Regions from separate parts of the Homo sapiens genome. Here region 2 is linked to region 1. A link is an interaction called in ENCODE POLR2A ChIA-PET data of the cell type or tissue named here. Cell type or tissue: IMR-90. All regions are shown on one strand. Links, peaks and the distances in the headings refer to the core of each region. The heading gives the core; the rest is flanking DNA.

Region 1 (10,311 bases), core at 1,049-9,048:
CTTAATGGCCTTTTTTTTTTTTTTTTTTCCTGAGACAGAATCTCCCTCTGTCTGCCAGGCTAGAGTGCAGTGACATAGCTCACTGCAGCCTCTGCTTCCCAACTCAGGTGATCCTCTCACCTCTGCCTCTTGAGTAGCTGGGACCACAGGTGCTAGCCACCATGCCTGGCTAATTTTTGTATTTTTTGTGGGGACAAAGTGTCACTACATTGCCCAGGCTGGTTTCAAACTCCTGAGCTCAAGTGATCCTCCTACCTTGGCCTCCCAAAGCTGGGATTACACGGCCCTAAATGACTTTTTAAATGACACTGATTTAAATGATTTCAAATGATGGTTTTTTAATAACAGCAAATGAATATTCATATATCACCTTTCTGTAATCTCTGCTTTTCTTCAAGTGAGAATATGGGGCATAGGGCTTTCTTTATTGTGCACAGCACAGTCTGGTTGCCCTCAGGGGAGATGCCGGATTGTTCCCATAGGAAGATAGGCTGTAGGGTAGCCTTAGTGCTGTCAACTGCAAAGTGACGTTCAGCTGATCAGCAGGAGCTACTTAGATGGTGTGTGCCCTGGGCAGCAGCTCCATAAAACCAAAACCTTGTCCAAATAACGGAGCTGCCCATGAACTTTTATTATGTGGACTTACCTCTCTCGAAGCCATCTGTGTGTGTGGTTTTGTGAAGCAATTAAGCTCCAGGTGTGCAATAGAAATGAAGTAGCCGCTTAATTATTTGGTGAAACAGCAGGCATTTGGGATTCAAGATTGGCTTTAAAACTTCCCAGGCTTTGTTCATGCTATTTTGTTCTTAGGAATTTTAACACAGCCTAGAGAGAAAGGGTGAATTACTATGACTACAGCCAACTGTAGGTACGATAATTTTAAAAACTCAAACTGCCCCGTGTTTAAATGAAATTATAAGAAGATCTGCCTGATTCTCTTTGGGTTATTACTACTGTGGGAAGGAGGACATTTGGGTGGGGACGTTATGTTTATGAACGGGCTGACATGTAAGCAAAATTTGGGTAGATGTGTATGTTTGGGGGAAGGAAGCCCCTCTCTCTCATCTGATTCTCAAAAGGGTCCTGTCTCCCTCCACCGCTTCACCCCCACCAATAGGAATGGAGTCTTCAGTGCTGTTTTATGTTACTTTGAAGTTGTCAGTTGTATCTAAGAATTAAAGATAGATTTTGAATAAGTTCCTTGTCATGTTACATGGCATAGAAGCAGATCCCTATCAGAGCGGGTTTCTGAATTATCCACGTTCCCTGTATCTTGTTTGCCATCATCCTGTGCGTTTGCATTTTGACCTTGACATTTCTGATGAGAAATGGCAGAGAAGTAGAAAATGAAATAAAGCAGAATGCCGAGAAACAGGGCGACCCAGGATTTCCATGTCAGGCTGTGTAGGACTGTGATGGGAACTGCCCCAAGCCCCAGAGCTGCGCAGCACGGTGGCCCTGCGTGTGCTCTGCATATTTGAGCATCTGTCCTCTATCAGGCATTATGTGTATACTTTCCTTTTTAGTTCCTTTAACAGCATTTTCAAGGCTTGGTTATCCCATTTTGCCAAGGAAAAGGGAAGACACCATGGCTTGTGTTTAAATACATTGCCTTGGGATCACACATCTCTACGTTCATTCGTGTCGCATAATCTGAAGACTGATTGACAAGGTCCCATGCTTGCACAGAGGTGGACTCACTAAACATTTGTTAGCTGTAACTTACTAGCATAGAAGACAGTTTCCAAAGGTGCAGATAGAAACTCTTATGGGACTGCACCCCATGCTTCTTTTTGTTTTATCATCTGCTTGTATGAAAGAGTTGGTTGGGATGAAGCAATCAGCTTAATTTTTTTCCCCTTACCTGTGGCTTTCAAGTATTTTGTGTTTGCTCTGCCAGCTGTTCCCAGGAATGGAGTGAAACCCTTGTTTTGTTTTTGTCTCTGTGTTTATGCTGTTGGGCTTTCATATCTTTTCATCAGCACTTCATTAATTCTTTGGTTATGGGACATGAGCAATGTATAGAGGAGTTAAAAACAGTCCCTGGCCTTCTAGGAGCTTAGAGCATTAAAAAGGAGCTTTCTGTCTTTTCAACGCCTTGGTTGTGTAATAATGTAGGTGAGTTACACCCGCTGATGGATGAGTAGTATGTTTCTTGCTGTAAAGTGGAAATAGAAAGGAATAAATGGTGAGCAGGCTTTAGGAATGTATTTGGTCATTTACTAACATTGTATATATGAGGATTTTCAGACCTGTGCTGAATGGAACTGCAAGTTTTAAGTGGAGGGGCTGCCAAAAATGAAGGCACGTGCTGCTAAGATGCTATCTGGCGGGAGGGATGGAACAGGAAAGCGGAGGTTTCTTTGGGAATGCAGTGAGTGGCCCCCTTGGGATTATGTGCACAACTTCAGAAAATATTGATTATATTTAAAAAATATTGATTTTAATGCTGGGTAATAAAGCAATACATGTTCCTATCAAAAACATTTGAACCGACAGCAACTAAAAAAAGCCACAGTTCTACCATGCAGAAGTAACCATTGTTACAAAACTTTGCTGTCTGTTTTTTTGGCATAGGGTGTTTTATTAATATTGACCTTTGCTAGAAACAACCTTTTCTCTTCCTCTCTATCCTCACACCCTCTCTCCCAGGCACTGAGAACAAGATGGTTACCAGCCAAGAGACATAAAAGCATACTCTGGCTGGCTCTATTTGAAAGATGGGGCCCAGCAGGCGAAATGTATGAACACGTAGGGGCTGTCTACTGAAGTGAGAGCTTTGACATTACGCCTTCAAATTATTCCTTTCCTTGCCTATTCTACAGAAGACTCATAAGCCTTGAGCAATTGTGTGTGGAGTTATGCTCCTGGGTGGCAACATAAATGCTAAAGTAGGAAAAATATTAGTAAAGATACAGTCTGGGCCCCAAAGAACCACATTAGAGTCTTAACTCCAATTATAGTCTTGGAAACCTGAATTCATAATTTCCTTCCATCCTTCTGCAGCCTTAGGAAGATGTAATTCTTTAATCACTTTATTTGAGAGCTTAGGAAAATAAACAGTAACAAAAAGCTGTTCAGTGGAGCTATATGGCTGCAACACACGACTGCACGGACAAAAATGTGGTGCTGAAATCACTGCTATTTTAATAATCGGTACATTTAATTCTAGCTCTTTATTATTTTAAAATAGTTTTTTGTTTCTATGTTTTTGGATGCTTTCTGCCTCCCAGATGATCTGCTGCTTCAAGTATGTGTGCTAATCAGTAGCTAATCAGGGGGACTGAAATGCTACAGGAGCATTGAAAGCTTCCTCTTTTGTTCTGGCCTCACTATTGAATAGTTTCTAATGTTCCCCCAAATAATGTTTAAAGAATTTATTAAAACACTCCCTCTCAGTCCCAGTAATAGGCCAAGAGCCAACCACACACAGAATTTGGCCACACCCTTTCCCCTGAGAGCACTGTATCTAGATTAAGATATTTATTGAGGCAAAGAGAAAGTTGGTGTTAGGTTAGGAGGTCTGGAGTGAGAAGACAGTCCGTCCATGCTGCCTTATGGGGTTGGCCTCGAGTAGTGTGGGGACGACAGGCTTTCACGTTAGTCACTTAGAGGTCACTGGGAACTGTTCCTTGGGGCCCTGGGCCACTGTCGTTTGCACGGACCCCGTGTCTCTCTCAGCCTTGGTAGCAGTCATCCAACCACATCTCTATCATCGTTCTAACCGGCAGTGAAGAGAGCTGGGCAGATGCTTTGGGAGCCCTCTTGGTTTGGTACCCAGGATGTCCGCGTATTCTTTTTGAGTGGATTGATTTCCAGGGAAAATGTTACATTATATAACAGCAGTTTTATAAACATATACAAAATGTGTTCTGTACATGTAAAAGGGTCTTGCCTTCTGACTGTGCCCTCTTGCCGGTGGCTTCATCAGCTCTTCCATCTCTGCAGGTGAAGCCACTTCTCTGCTCCGCCCAGCAGGGCCACCCTTCCCCGTCCCCTCTGTACTTTTTTTCTAAAATATAGAAAGAACAGCATTATGAATATTACTTGCTTTACCAAATGATGGTTTCAAATATATATGGGGCACTTAATGTCCAGTTTTCTTTGAAAATAGACTTCTCCAAAAATGTTGGCCTGGTCAGGCACTGAGGCTTCTGTCTTCTGTGCTGCTGCCGACTTGGGGGCTCCATGGCCTTGGAGAGTTACCCTTTAAGGGACTCCATTAATGCATCCCAAATGACAAAGCCCCTGCCTGGATGATCTCTCAGGTCTCTCCAACCCTGGAATTGGTGATCCTGTTGTTGGTCCAGACCAGCTGTCATCAACTTGGGGCCATTGCGCCATCCAGGGGACATCGAGCTGGGTCCAGAGACTGCTTTGGTTGTCATCTAATGGCATCTTGAGGAAAGAGGCCAAGGCACTGCTGATCATCCTACAAGGCATAGGACAGTCCACCCTGCCCCCAACAAAGGAACACCTGCTCAAATGTCAGTAATGCAGAGCTCATGCCAGCCCCCACCTGGAGGAGCCCTGGGCAAGTACATTGACCAGCTCCTGGCCACTTTAATGCACTTTTTTCTTTCTCTCTGTTGGACTTGTAGGGCTTTCTCTGGTCCACGTGTCACTTTCCACGTCTGTTTACCATCTGAAAGTTCTGTAGGTGAAGAGGTGGAGAAGTCAGACAGGTCTGCTTGGCAGAAACAGAGCTTCTATTGTATGAGGTTGCTGGCAAGTGAGAGAAGCCTGAAGTCAAGCCTTCTGCGGAGGTGTGGGTTTTCTGAGCCACATTAAAAATGTGTGGCTCGTTCTCTTCTCTCTGTTAGAATTTTCCTGGCAGTGACTTAGGAGCTTGGCATTTGTTTACTTTTCCATTTTGTTTATGTCTTTCTACATTCCTGGGACTTGGATTGTTGAAAGCTCAGCGTTTTCTAGATAATACTGTGCATTTAATATTTTAGAGGGGATAGAACCTAAAGAAGAGGTGTTTTGATCGTATAAACCTTTCGGGCTTTTGGGGGGAAATCAAGTCCCCAAAATGGTAGTACATTGAAAACACACAGAGGGATACTTAACTTGCCTTAAGAAGCCAGTGTTTTTATGTTTATTTAAGTGTACACGTACTCGGTGGTGTATGGCTCAGACTTCTTTAAAAAGCAGAAAGTAAAGACTGTCCTCTGAGCCAAAGCCAGGGCATGGAGGATGCGTGCAACAGCCTTGTTAATTCGGGTGACCGGATTTCTCAAACAAAACAGATCATCCTGTCTGTCGACTTTAAAATTCATGATCATTTTTTTTTTCCCCTAAGGAAACCTGATTCCTTTTAAGGAATACTTGGTGTAGACACACCTCAAAATTGACCCCGTACACAGACTGGCTCTGTACCCATTAACTTCCCTGCATAGAAGTAGGAAGCAAAAAGGAACTTTCCATGAATTGGGCTGACTTAGCTGCCACATTTTGGCACAAAAGCAGGGGCCACCAAGTTAGCTGTTAACTCTGCTCTTTAATGGAAAGCCATAATCAAACCTCCAGAATAATGGGGCAAACACGTGGAATGAACTCTCTTTCCACCACTTTTGTAAAATCTACCATGAATGGCAAGTGCCAGCTTATGCCTGTAATCTTACCCATATCAAAAAATTCTTTTCTAGCTCACATTCATTCCTCCATTTTCCCCAGTTGCTATATTTTCAACCTCCCACACTCATCTTTTTTTTCACCCCTGCCCACACCAGTGGCCAAAGATGGTCACTTTCTTTTTCCGAGAGCTGCTTCTCCCTGTCCGGGGCAGATCAGCTTTGCCACACTTCACCCTTCCTGGGCGTGCTCAGGCAAAAAGCACTGCAGCCCTCTCTCCTAGCACCAACCTAGCCTGGGTGCTAGCACTGACCAAGGTCTGGGCATTTGAGGAATTTTTACCTATAACATCGTTGTCTGGAGAGATCAAGGAAAGGCAAGGTGAAGAGCAAAGAGGAACTTCTTCAGGATCCCATTGGGGTGAGAATGGAAGCCATTAGTTCTCAGTTGTGGGATGCATTTCTCCTTGCTGAGAGATTGAGGTCGATGAGGTAGCATGGTTGATATTGATCCCTTGGGACCAGAGTAGGGGCAGGAGCAGCTCTTATCTGCAGCTGTGGGTGCTTTGAAACCAGGGGCGAGGAGAGTTAAGGTGAGTGCAATAAGCCCATTTGGGCAAGAGAGAGAGCAGGGAGTATCAGGCCCCAACGAGGAGAGCTCCTGAGCTGAGGGAGGAGGTAGTGATGTGGCAGCCTGTAGAAGTGTGGAGGTGGCCACTTGGTCCTGGTGGAGTTTTCATGAATTTTGCGGGCCCACTCTGTATGTAGCAGGCTCTGTTTTGATTGTAAAGGGAATATCAATATAATTTACCTTGATTGGTTATGCTCAACATGCACGAACCTCCAGAAACTTTATGCTGTGTGAATAAAGTCAGATACACATGATGACGTGTTGTTTGAAGCCATTTATGTGAAATGTCCAGAAAAGTCAAATCTTAGAGGCAGAAAGCTGATGTTGGGTGGTTGTCTTGGCCTGGGAGTGGGAACAGAAATTGACTGCAGACTGGCTTGAGGGAAAGTTTAAGGGTGATATGGAAATGTTTCAGAACTGGATTGTGGTGATGTTTGCACAGTCCTAGAAATGTACTAAAAAGTCATTGAACTGTATACTTACAGTAGTTGAATTTTATAGCATGTACATCTACTTCAGTAAACCTGTTAACATTTTATTTAAACTGGATTTTGTTTTGAGGCTTGTGGCGAGGGTTGAGAACCTACAAAAAGATTTATATGAGGGAACTTGGTCCTCGTTGTGTATGTTCTGGGGAACATGTTCATAAATGATGCTGTTAAGAGTTGGAACTTGTAAATTAAGTCCTCTCTGAACCTACGCCCTTAGCTTTAGTAAGCAGATGTTCCAGAGTCCCCGTTGTCGTCTTCTGAAATGCTCAACATACAAATGGCTTCATGGCTTGTGTATATAGGACATAGATTTATGTATATGGGAAAATCTCACTAACTGGGATATTTTACTTTAGCCTCAATTAGTAAAATCGATATGTGTAACAGGAGTGGAATTCTATGGAATCTCAGGGTTGGAAAGGGCTTTAAAGGTTAAGCGCCAGAGGAGGGATTCTGCAAAGAAAAACAGACAATTAAGAAATTCAAAGACTGCACTGTATTTGACTAGCTGATTGAAAGACCTGAAAGTTAATTTATGCCTCTTTGATTAGAAAGTTCCATTCATCAGAGTTCACTCGTTACTTGACCGAAGTGGTGGTCTGAGTGTCACTGCAAGCCTCCTTTTTCCCTGGTGTGTAGAAAACTCTACCTAACGGTCCTCTCTGTTTACTTTGGGAAATGCAGCAATTATTAGCGAGGTTGCTGAGAGTCACTTCAGGCCTGGTAAAAACAAACCGTGAGCTCCCTTTTCCCCTGTCCCCATGGGTAGATTCATCTTGGTGTATGACATAGTGGGGCCCGAGACCCCTCCAGCAGAAGGGTCTGCTGCTCTGCCAGACCTGCATATGGAAGCCAGTGAAATTACTGGGTAATGGAGTGTAGGACTTCCAGCTGCTTAATTGAAGGCTCTTGTTTTTACCCATATTTACTAGGGAGTTTATCTTTATGATTTTCATTCATCTAAGAACTAGGTGGGAAGAAAAATTATTTTAAAATGGTTTATAGATTATCAAGGGCTTTTGAAGTGACTTGTGCTTCTGTTTCATTCATTTATTCAGTCAGCAGACATGTACTCCTTGGGGTGTTAGGTCCAGAAAGGTGCAGATTCCGAGGTGGGTCCTGCTTTGAGATAACTCTAGGCTGGTGGAGAAGAGGGCTGCAGAGCGGTACAGGCCTGGAGCCTGGAGACACAGGAACCAGGAAAGCTACCCATTCGATGGGCACAGCCAAGGCGGTGACACGAGTTTCTTGCAGGCGGGCAGGTGCCATGATTTTAAGTGGTATCACCTTCGCAGACCAAACTGATGAACTGAGAAATTGTATGCGATGCTGATGTTTCTGTCTGAAGCCAAAAGACATTTATTTCTCACAGCTCATGCCTCCCTGTCTCTCTTCAACTACTAAAAAGTTGAGACCTTGTCTGAGCTGGGCATAAATTCATGCATAGAAAATTAACGTATTATCTGTCAGCCATTGGAACATGCTGTTCATATCTTTCCATTTAACCTTAAAGAATATAACAAAGCATGTGCCACAAAGAAATACACTTGAATTCTGCTTCCGAATCTTTCAGCCTCATCTGTCTGTGGTCTGTATTCTTTGTGTTGAGTAGAGAAGTATTAGGCATGGCCATAATGCTTTTAGCAAGAGAGAGAGAGAGAGGAGTGAAGGTTCACTGTAATTTGTGGTTGAAAGATGATAGGGGCTCAGTAAGAATATTTAAATGTGTATATATATATATATTTTTTAATTTATTTATTTTTTATTTTTATTATTTATTTATTTATTTTCCTTGGGGAAAATCCTTTCCTCATTCACTAACAACAACTTGTATTTGTCAGAGAGGATGTGATCCTAGTACTGGCTGCCATTTGGGTACTCATGCATTTAGATCAGTTTCCAACATTTTATCCCTCGCACTTTCAATGCCATGACGTATCTCTGAGAATTTCTTTCTTTTTTTTTTTTGAGACGGAGTTTCGCTCTTGTTGCCAAGGCTGGAGTGCAAAGACGTGATCTCAGCTCACCGCAGCCTCCATCTCCACCTCCTGGGTTCAAGCGATTCTCCTGCCTCAGCCTCCCGAATAGCTGGGATTACAGGCACCCGCCACCACGCCCAGCTAACTTTTGTATTTTTAGTAGAGACGGGGTTTCTCCATGTTGGTCAGGCTGGTGTTGAACTCCTGACTTCTGGTAATCCGCCCATCTCGGCCTCCCAAAGTGTTGGAATTACAGGCGTGAGCCACCACGCGGGCCCTGAGAATTTCCTTAATGTGAAAAGCTTCACTTCTTTAAGGACGCCTTCATCATTTGCATCACAACCTCTTTCCTCATTTCTGTCAATAATCCACCTTCACTAAGCTTCTCTGGCTGCACATCTAGAGTCTCTCAAAGGGCCAGTGTTGACGTTCCCCTGGTCCACTGTTTCTTCTAAAACTCCACTTAAGTTCAACTCAAATTTTACTTCTTGTATTATTACTTTCCCTTTTTTTTTTCTTGCACTTTCATCTTCATTGGCCAGTTTCCCTTTTCAGTTACCCATTTTTGTAAAATGTGATTCTGGGCGAATCACTGGGAGACAAGGAGGCAACACAACTCCACGCTTTGCTGTCTGTGTGGAGACTGAACTATCCATGTGCAGAGACCCATCTTCAGTAGACTATGAAAGAAGTGATGGGGTTGGTCACTGATCATGCATAACGTGCATCTGTATTTCATGGAGTGATGTGTAGACTGGACAGCTGATTGCAACGTTTGCGCTTTATGCAGTTACTTACAGTTAACTATGTTCTAATAACTGAAGTTTGCATTGTGTTGTTGGGAGACTGGTGTGATTTAACTAAACCAGAGTAACTGAAACTGGTGCATATCAACCATGCCAAGCTTAAACATATGGGAAAAGGAGAAATTGCCTGACCCACTCTAGTACCTTTTCTTACGAGGGGAAGAGGTGGGAGGGGACTAGCAGTGACTCAGCTTCTGTTGCATGCCCCTGTGCTAGACACTTTACATGTTCCATTTTGTAGGAAAGAAAACAGTCGAAGAGTTTTAGTCACTTGCTTGAATACAGTTACAAACGACAAGACTTAGAATTCAGGCCCAGGCCTTCCAGCTCCAAAATCTTTTTTATCTTTTTCTTTCTTTCTTTTTTGTTTTGAGAAAGGATCTCACTCTGTTGCCCAGGCTGGAGTGCAGTCGTGCAATTGTGGCCCGCTGCAGCCTCGAACTCCTGGGCTTGATCAGTCCTTCTGCCTCAGCCTCCTGAGTAGCTGGGACTACAGGTACATGCCACCACACCCGGCTAACTTTTTTTTTTATTTCATTTTTTGTCGAGATGAGGTCTCTCTATGTTACCCAGGCTAGCCTCGAACTCCTGGCCTCAAGCAATCCTCCTATGTTGGCCTCCCAAAGTACTGGGATTACAGGTGTGAGCCACCGTGCCCGGCCTCTAGCTCCAAAATCTGTGCTCTTTATACCATACCACTCTTGGAAAAGAAACAAAATATTGTGTTAGGAAAAGAGAAAGGAGTTAACATTCATTAAATATTGGGCTTGGGCCATGTCATTCTTATTCTTCATGACCACCCTCCCAGAAACCTATTATTGTCCCCAT
Region 2 (10,311 bases), core at 1,030-9,029, 170 kb before region 1:
CGTTAATTCTTAAATAGCCTCAAGGAGATCCTTTAGGAGGTGTCGAGAAGAAGGCGTTATTACTATAGGAGATGACAGCTCCATGCATGTTAGTGCCCCAAAAACCTTCCAGTGGGACAAGATGTGGGGGTGGAAGACAGTGATATTGATGATCCTGACCCTGTGCAGGTCTGGGCTAATGTGTGTATGTTTGTGTCTTAGTTTTTAGGAAAAAAGTTTTAAAAAATTCAAAAAGACAAATTCTAAAAATAGAAAAAAGCTTATAGAGTAAGGATATAAACAAAGAAAAATATTTTTGCACAGCTGTATAATATGTTTAAGTAAGTGTTATTACAAAAGAGTCTTAAAGTTTAAAAAGATTTAAGCATTTATAAAGTAAAAAAGTTACAGGAAACTAAGGTTAATTTATTATTGAAGAAATAAAAAATTTTTTTTCGAGACAGAGTCTCGCTCTGTCGTCCAGGCTGGAGTGCAATGGTGCGATCATGGCTCACTGCAACCTCCGGGTTCAAGAGATTCTCCTCCCTCCGCCTCCCAAGTAGCTGGGATTACAGGCACATGCCACCATGCCTAGCTAATTTTTGTATTTTTAGTAGAGACGAGGTTTCACCATGTTGGCCAGGCTGGTCTCGAACTCCCGACCTTGTGATCCACCCGCCTCAGCTGCCCAAAGTGCTGGGATTACAGGTGTGAGCCACTACGCCCGGCCAGAATAATATTTTTAATAAATGTATATTATGATTAGGCTTTGTATCCCCACTCAAATCTCATCTTGAATTATAACCCCCAGATGTTGAGGGAGAGTCCTGGTGAGAGGTGATTGGATTATGGGAGCAGTTTCCACCAGGCTGTTCTCATGATAGTGAGGGAGCTCCTATGAGATCTGATGGTTTTATAAATGGCAGTTTACCCTGGGGTTCTCTCTCTCATCTGCTGCCATGTAAGCTGTGCCTGCTTCCCCTTCCACCATGATTGTAAGTTTCCTGAGGCCTGCCCAGCCATGAGGAACTGGGAGTCAATGAAACCTCTTTCCTTTATAAATTACCCAGTCTCAGGTATTTCTTTTTAGCAGTGTGAAAATGGGCTAATACAATGTAGTAGCCTAAGTGTACAGTGTTTATGTAGTCTACAGTTGATATGCTTTGTCTCTGTGTCCCCACCCAAATCTCATCTTGTAGCTCCCATAATTCCTATGTGTTGTGGGAGGGACCCAGTGGGAGATAATTGAATCTTGGGGGTGGATTTCCCCATACTGTTCTCTTGGTAGTGAATAAGTCTCATGAGATCTGATGGTTTGATAAGGGGAAACCCGTTTCTTTTGGCTTTCATTTCTCTCTCTTGCCTGCTGCCATCCATGTGAGACATGACTTGCTCCTCCTTGCCTTCTGCCATGATTGTGAGGCTTCCCCAGCTGTGTGGAACTGTAAGTCCAATTAAACCTCTTCCTTTTGGCCGGGCGCAGTGGCTCTTGCCTGTAATCCCAGCACTTTGGGAGGACGAGGCGGGCAGATCATGACGTCAGGAGTTCGAGACCAGCCTGACCAACATGGTGAAACCCTGTCCTAAATACCAAAATTAGCTGGGCATGGTGGCGCACGCCTATAATCCCAGCTACTCAGGAGGCTGAGGCAGTAGAATTGCTTGAACCCAAGAGGCGGAGGTTGCGGTGAGCCGAGATCGTGCCATTGCACTCCAGCCTGGGCGACAGAGGGAGACTCTGTCTCAAAAAAAATAAATAAATAAAACCTCTTCCTTTTGTAAACTGCCCAGTCTTGGGTATGTCTTTATTAGCAGCATAAAAATGGAGTCGCATATAGCTATGTTCTAGACCTTCAACTCATTCACCACTCACTCACTGAGTGAGTCACCCAGAGCAGCTTCCAGTCCTGCAAGCTCCATTCATGGTAAGTGCCCTCTGCAGGTACACCATGTTTTAATCTTTTATACCATACTTTTACTGTACTTTTTCTATGCTTAGATATGTCTAGATATACATATACTTACTATTTGTTATGATTACCTACAGTTTTCAGTACAGTAACATGCTGTTCCAGTTGATGGCCTAGGAGCAACAGGCTGTACCATATAGCCTAGGTACATAGAAGGCTACACCATCTAGGTGGGTGTAAGTACATTCTGTGATGTTCACACAATGATGAAATCGCCTACTGATGCATTTCTCAGAATGTATCCCCGTCATTAAGCAAATCATGACTGTCATTAAATTCCAGAACTCTGAGTCTTTTCTTGTGTCCTGCACATTTTGCAGCCTCAGACATCATTCAGTGGCTTTTCTCTTTGGCCAATTACAGAGACCCCAAAGTAGAAGGAGTGGGTTTTGATATAGTATGTTTAACCCTTCCATGTTAGGAGAAAGGTGAGCTTGCTCCTGAGGATGAGGGCTGGGGAAGAAGCTGGGATGCCAGGTGTGACTGTACCAAGCTTTAGGTCCCAGTCGAAATCTCCCTCCCTTCTCCCAAGCAGGAATCATTTCCTTTGCAGTTCCTTCCCAACCCACCCTCACCCCTACCCTGGTCTGATCTACTAGGGAGATTCATATTCTCTGTATTAACATAACTTTGATTCTAGTTTTGCTAAAAATACTCTGGATTTATTTTGCTAAGACAGCATTTGCCCCTCCTCCTCCCAATGCTCTCTCCACAGTTACATTATAAAACTTGTTGGGTTAATTGACAATAAATTGTGTCATTTACAAGTCAACCTTTTGTAATTCCTTATCATTTAGGACAATAGAGAAGACTCAGTTTACCCATCATGAAAGCACTAAAAAAGAGAAGCTGCATAAAATGCACAAATATTTGAGCAAAGAGTGTTGAAAAGAACAATTGTGGAGTAAAACCTTGTGGGACCATCTTTTCCACTGCCTGCTGAGCCCTCCACCTGTTTCTTACCTCTTCAGGTCCTGGCTTAGTGTGCCTTCCCCCTAGAAGTGAATAAGGCTTCTTTTGTCATATCCACATGGGTGGGCTTGGTGCACTTGTGATGTGGTGCCTCCTGTTAATTCACCTGTCATCCCGGCTGCACCGTCAACGCTCATGGACGGGGGCCTCCTAACACAGACCTTGATGTCTTTTCAACATGAAATGGATGATGGGTATTTTTTTTGAGATATTCAGGTTTTCAAAAGCCAAAACCCTAAGTATGTTCAGTGTTCTGTGGGAATAGAGGAGCCAGAAGTCGTGCCTCTGAAGGAAAAGAGAAAAGAGAAGGGATTCCCTTCAAGCTAAAACGGAAGGAGGGGTCTGTGGTCTTGCAGACAGCAGGGACCCCCCCTCATCTGCGGTTCCCAGCCTTGCTGGCAGTTCGCTTGCCCTAAGCAGGGCCTGGAAGTTGCGGCGCAGGTGCACGGACCTGACATGCAGCTGGGACTGTGGTCCTCAGAGGGTCTCCTGACACCCTGATGCTACCTGAGTTGCTGGAACTCTACTGTCCAGCAAGACGTCCAGCGAAGGGGGTGCAGTAAGCCCCGCAATGGCTGGGGCTGAGTTTTTTCCTGCCTGGTGGAAAGAAGTTTGGAATATAAATTAATTTAAGTGATATTCTTTGCATGCCTGAATTTGGAAATGTAGTTATTTAAATGGGAAACAAATATAGAGTGCTTTCACCATGGGAAAAACATCAAAGTTCTTAATTCTACCACGAAAAAAAAAATCAAAGTCACAAGTTAATTACAGTGTGAATCTGTTTTGATGACTAATTTGTGAGAACTGAAGAAAAATGTAGAAGTAATCAGCATCAAATTACATTAAGATGGTCAATGAGATCATCCGGGGAGATAGGTGGTAGAAAGTTATTTCCATGACTAGATCATAAATACTGGAATGGGAAGATTATTGAGAAAATGAAAGGTCTTTCTTCAGAAATGCTTTAAAACACAAAAGATTGATACCTCTGTCCAGCAAGGCGCCTCAGGAATCGACTAGATGCCATTGGAAAGTCCTTATTAGGGCTTCTAATTTACACAGAAAGAAACCAAACTCAATAAGAGAACAGGCACACACAAAGAAGCTCTCAAGTCAGAAAAGGCTTTGGAAGAATCATAAAGAGGGGATCATGGTTTGTTTTTTTTTTCTTCAGGTGGTGGAAAAAATGCCAAAAGTACTAAGATTACATATATAGGAGCATAGATTCAAAGAATATGTTAGAAAATTATCAGTTTGGGGCCAGGCGCGGTGGCTCATGCCTGTAATTCCAGGACTTTGGGAGGCTGAGGCGGGCGGATTACCTGAGGTCGGGAGTTTGAGACCAGCCTGACTAACATGGAGAAACCCCATCTCTACTAAAAATACAAAATTAGCCGGGCATGGTGGCACATGCCTGTAATCCCAGCTACTCGGGAGGCTGAGGCAGGAGAATTGCTTGAACCTGGGAGGCGGAGGATGCGGTGAGCTGAGATCGTGCCATTGCACTTCAGCCTGGGCAACAAGAGCGAAATTCCATCTCAAAAAAAAAAAAAAAAGAAGAAGAAAAAAGAAAATTAGCAGTTTGGAGAAGCTTAATGCAAGGAAAATGCAAAAAGTATGAAATGACAGTTTAATTACTACCAATGATGGCGCAATTGCACATCAATATCCATAAAAAAGAAGTACATAGGAATGTTGGTAGAAAGACTTCTATTATAATGTAATTTTGAAATGTATATCCTGGTGCTTTCATTCTTTCATCTATTAGACATGTTTTACATATCATAGGCATTCAATTAGTATTAGCAGAATGACTAAGATATGGTGTATCACCTCTTGGGGCGAGTGAACAGCCTGAGTCCCTTTTGTCAAGGATGAAGAAGGGCTTTCACCTCTTGGTCTGTCCACCTGTTCACCCACCTCCTTATTCTTCCTCAGAAAAATTGCTAACTTGCGGGGCGTGCTTATATCATCTATGCAGCTAGTGGGCCAAAACAGAACATTGGGCCACAGCTGAATATTGTGGAGCACAGTTCACCTGTGGGCTACAAATGAACATTGATAGAAGAGGAACTACAAAAGGGTCTTAAACATGGGAAAACGCACAAGTTCACAAATGGGAGAGAAAAGCAAACTCCAGTATACTAAGACATCTTTTTTTTTTGAGACGGAGTCTTGCTCTGTCACCCAGGCTGGAGTGCAGTGGCGTGATCTTGGCTCACTGCAGCCTCTGCCTCCCGGGTTAAAGTGATTCTCCTGCCTCAGCCTCCCAAGTAGCTGTGATTACAGGTGTGCACTGCCATGCCTGGCTAAGTTTTGTTTTTTTAGTAGAGACGAGAGACTAGGTTTCACCATGTTGGCCAGGACGGTTTTTTTTTTTTTTTTTTTTTTTGAGACGGAGTTTTGCTCTGTCGCCAAAGCTGGAGTGCAGTGGTGTGATCTCAGCTCACTGCATCTTCCACCTCCCGGGTTTAAGCAATTTTCTGCCTCAGCCTCCTGAGTAGCTGGGACTACAGGCACCCACCACCACGCCTGGCTAATTTTTTTGTACTTTTAGTAGAGCCGGGGTTTCACCATCTTAGCCAGGCTGATCTTACCACACCCCGCCTAGGAAGGTCTTGATCTCCTGACCTCAAGATCCGCCTGCCTCTGCCTCCCAAAGTGCTGGGATTACAGGTGTGAACCACAGAGCCCAGCTGAGACATCATTTTTTAACCTATCAGACTGGCAAACAACTTAGAAGTGTGACAGCCTACTCTGGTGAGGTGGTTGGGGGTGGGATACCGGGAGCGAAGAAGAATCTCATGTTGCTGGTATAAGTATCAATCGCAATCACCCCATGGAGGACAATTTTGTGATGTTTATCAAATTACAAATGTACAACATTTTGACCCTGGGATTCTGCTTGTAGGAATTTATCCTGCAGTTATATTAGTATCTGTGCAAAATGACATGAACAGGGTTATCCATGGAAGCATTTGGATATAATATCAACTAGGAAACAATTTAAATGCCCATCAATAAGTAATTCTTAAAGTAAATTATGGTGTGCCTATATAATGGAATACTATGTAGATGTAAAAAAAAGAGAGAGAAATTGATATGAAATTATTTAAGCATCGATATGAAATTATTTCCGACATTTTCCTGGGAAAAAAATAGCATGAAATTCTATATTTGCTGTTAAAAAAACAACATATATCTGGGTTGGCTTGAATTCTCTAGAGAGATAAAGAAGAAGCTAAAAGATAAACATGTCTTTTTCTGGAAAGATAAAGAAGCAGCTGTAAAGATAAAGAGGTGACCTGTTTGGAGGTAGGGCAGATAGCAGCAACAGGTGAACAGGGTAAGAGGAAAGCTTTTCATGAACTATCTTTTAATAGAGTTTGATTGGAATTCTATCTTTAGAATTAGAGGATGAGGATGACGTTAAGGCGCCATGTTTGCGCTCTCCATCTGTGCTCACTCACTCTTGCCTGAGTTTCGTGCAGCTTGGGGTCATGCGGAGAAGGGTGAATCCCCGCACCATTTGGATTTAGGTTCTGAGCTAAGCCTCTGCTCCAGCCTGGCCCTCCCAGAGCTAGGGTGATTGTCCTGGGCCAATAATTCTCAATCTGGCCGTATGCTAGAATCTCCTAGCGAGCTTTAAAAGATCCTAATGCCCAGGCTGCACCCCAGACCAGCGACATCAAGATCTCTGGAAGGGGAGGAGCACCTAGGCATCAGTGCATTATCAAAGGTCCCCAGGCCATTCCAGTATGCACTCAAGTTTGAGAACCAGTGGCTTGTTTAAAGAATAACTTCCTCATTTCACATGCACTGTCATGCTCTGTCTCTTTCTTTCTGCCTCTGGGACTTCCCAGGGATCTAAAGTGACGAGCAGGGCAGTGTTTAAGCATTTAAACTTTAGTAGCCTTAGTAGCCTCTGACTTTAGTAGCCTTAAATACCATGTGAGTCTATCCTGAGCTATCTGTAACTAGCAATTGTTAAAAAAAAAAAAAAAAAGAAGACACTTGAAAGAATATTAGAGTCCTCCAGTTAGAACCAGTTTGATGAATCAAAGATTAATACCATGAATTGAATTTAGAAATTCCTTAAGAAATTAGTGTTAATATATACAGAATATATTCGAATTTATGATGATGATCTTTTTCTTCATTTACAGCAAGAAATTTGTAGTTGATACAGCAATTAATCAGGTGATAATAGGGCTGAAGGTAATATTTTTTCTGACATTTTATTTTTAACACCTGTATTGAGATATAATTTACATACCATAAAATTTACCCACCACACAATTTACCCATTTTAAGTGTACAATCCAGCTTGGCATGGTGGCTCACACTAATACCAGCACTTTGGGAGGCCGAGGCTGGTGGATCACTTGAGGTCAGGAGTTCAAGACCAGCCTGGCCAACATGGTGAGCCCCATCTCTACTAAAAATACAAAAATTAGCCGCACATGGTGGTGTGCACCTGTGATCCCAGCTACTCGGGAGGCTGAGGCACAAGAGTCACTTGAACCTGGGAGGTGGAGGTTGCAGTGAGCCAAGATCACGCCACTGCACTCCAGCCTGGGTTACCAAACAAGACTCCATCTCAAAAAAAAAAAAAGGTGTAAAATTCAGTGGCTTTTAGTATATTTAGAGTTTCACAATCAACTCCACAATTTTAGAACATTTTCATCACTCAAAAAAGAATCCTTGTACCCACTAGCATTCACTTCCCATTCTCCTCCAACTCCCCAGCCTCTGGCAATCTCTAATCTACTCTGTCTCTACAGATTTGCTGACTCTTGATCTTTTCTAGAAATAGAATTATATACTATAAGGTCTTCTGTGTCTGGCTTCTTTCACTTATGATGTTTTCAGGGTTTATCCATGTTGTAGCATGCGTCAGTACTTTCTTTTTATTGCCAAATAATATTCCATTGAATAGATACACCATATTTTGTTTGTCCATTCATTATTTAATGGACTTCCAGGTTGTTTCTGCTTTCTGGCTACTTTGAATAATGCTCATATGAATTTGTGGACATGTTTTCATTTCTCTTGAATATATACCTAGGAGTAGAATTCATCATTTTATTATAAAACGTTCAAACATACAACAAAGTTGAATTTTACAGTGAATGTCCCTCTAGTCACCACTACAATTCTATTAAAATTTTAATCTACTTCTTTTGTCACATATCTGTCAATCAGCCTTTTTATTTTATTTTTGAGATCGAGTCTTGCTCTGTTGCCCAGGCTGGAGTGCAGTGGCGTGATCTCGGCTCACTGCAACCTCCACCTCCCAGGTTCAAGTGATTCTCCTGCCTCAGCCTTCCGAGTAGCTAGGATTACAGGCGCCTGCCACCACGCCCGGCTAATTTTTTGTATTTTTAGTAGAGATGGGGTTTCACCATGTTGGCCAGGCTGGTCTCAAACTTCTGACCTCAGGTGATCCACCCACCTTGGCTTCCCAAAGTGCTGGGATTTCAGGTGTAAGCCACTGAGCCCAGCCAAATTTTAGCTTTCTTATTGGGTGTGTGGTACTCAATGCATTTCTGGACAACAAAAATACTTCAGGTAGTCATCAACAATGACATACCTTCCCTTTATGTATCATTTCTTTCTCTGAGATGAGAATCAAAGGGCAAGATCGTAGGCCAGACTGAAAATGATTTCAGTCTATGACCTTCTTTTGCTTCCCTTCTGAAGTTCTCCTTTTGAAAGTGAAGTGAAAAATAAATGACCTGAAGTCTTCACTTTTTATCCTATCCTATTTTCTATCCTAAAAAAGTGCATTTTGAATGCTTTCTCCAGTTGTCCTAGATTTTTGAATATGGAGGCACAACACAGGATCATGGCTAAGAGGGTGGCCTCTGAAGCTTGACTGAGTCTGAATCTCTTTCTTGGCTGTGTACTGTGTGTGACCTTGAGTAAATTACTTAGCCTCTCTGTGTCTCAGTTTCTCCTTTGTAAAATGGAAATAATAATACAAGTCCAAAAAGTTGAAGTTGAAGGTCAAAATGTCAGCACTCTTTTTTTTTTTTTGAGACAGAGTCTGGCTCTGTCATCCAGGCTGCAATGTAGTGGCGTGATCTCGGCTCACTGCAACCTCTGCCTCCCGGGTTCAAGCAATTGAGCCACCATGCCTGGCCCAAAATGTCAGCAATTCTAATCAAAATTGTAATATGATTATTTTCAGAGCTTAACAAAATGATACCAAAATTCATGTGGAAAAACAAACATGTAAGACTAGCTGGGAAAACTTTTGAAATTAACAATAATTATGGGGTCCAAGCAGTATCAGATAGTAAAATACATTATGAAGCCATAAACACAAACATTTTGGTAACTGGCACAGGGATAGGCAGATAAGTAGAAAAGAATATTCATAGAAAAGCGGATCCTAAGGTAGGACAAAGTTGGCATTTTAAACAGGTATGGAAGATGAAAGTAAGATGGGTTTTCAAATCGTATCTGCTCAGCCATTTGGAAAAAAGATGTTGGAGGCATGTGTCATTTCTTATGCCAAAATAAGATATAGATCAATGATAAAATATAAAAATAAAACCATTAAAGTATAGAAACATGATGATTTTTTAAAACATCTTGCATAGAGAAGACATTTCCAAGCATGACACAAAAATGTGAAAGCATAAAAGTAAACACTGACAAATCTGACAACATAAAAATTAAGAACTTGTTGTGAAAAAGAGTACCATATTAAAAAACGTAAAAAATATTCATTACATGATAGCAAAGGGCTAATTTCCTTAACATATAAAACATATTAAGAGTTAACAAAAAAAGATAACTCAATGGCAAAATGAGCAAAGCACATGAAGGGCAGTTAATGGATAAATGCCAATGAATAATTTTTAAAATAATGAGATTTTGTTTTTGCCTGTAAGACTGACAAATATGCCTGGGAGCGGTAGCTCACGCCTGTAATCCCAGCACTTTGGGAGGCCGAGGTGGGCAGATCACGAGGTCAGGAGATTGAGACCATCCTGGCCAACATGATGAAACCCTGTTTCTACTAAAAATAAAAAAATTGGCTGGGTGTGGTGGTGCATGCGTGTAATCCCATCTATTTGGGAGGCTGAGGCAGGAGAATCGCTTGAACCGAGGAGGCAGATATTGCAGTGAGCCTACATCGCACCACTGCACTCCAGCCTGGGTGACAGAGTGAGACTCCATCTCAAAAAAAAAAAAAAAAAAAAAAAAGACTGACAAATATTAAGTTTGCCAATATCCAAAGTGGGCTAAAGAATGATCATTCTCAAGCATGGTTAGTGGGTTCATTTATTGTTCCATAGTAAGTCATGCAAAGCTTAATGGCATGAAATTACCAGTTTATGGGATTGGGAATTTGGAAAGAACACAGGGTTCTTCT

The links. Peaks named below come from ENCODE experiments on the same cell type or tissue, not always from the same donor. Only the 100,000 strongest peaks of a DNase experiment are listed, where the experiment ranks them.
Region 2: POLR2A ChIA-PET joins it to region 1 with 10 read pairs; 3 of 35 experiments call an interaction of 5 or more read pairs at or near these places.

The regions. Positions count from the first base shown.
Region 1 is chr13:98,296,679-98,306,989 of GRCh38, forward strand. All of the region lies in intron 2 of FARP1 (FERM, ARH/RhoGEF and pleckstrin domain protein 1), which reads left to right. Among named protein-coding and RNA genes, the nearest start is that of MIR3170, 93 kb to the left of the region's middle. In IMR-90, for the core only: no CTCF peak of the experiment used is centred there; DNase peaks (open chromatin) are centred at 4,763 and 5,193; H3K4me3 peaks cover 502 bases; H3K27ac peaks cover 4,429 bases.
Region 2 is chr13:98,127,386-98,137,696 of GRCh38, forward strand. All of the region lies in intron 1 of LOC105370328 (a long non-coding RNA gene), which reads right to left. Among named protein-coding and RNA genes, the nearest start is that of FARP1, 11 kb to the right of the region's middle. In IMR-90, for the core only: no CTCF peak of the experiment used is centred there; DNase peaks (open chromatin) are centred at 1,866 and 2,166.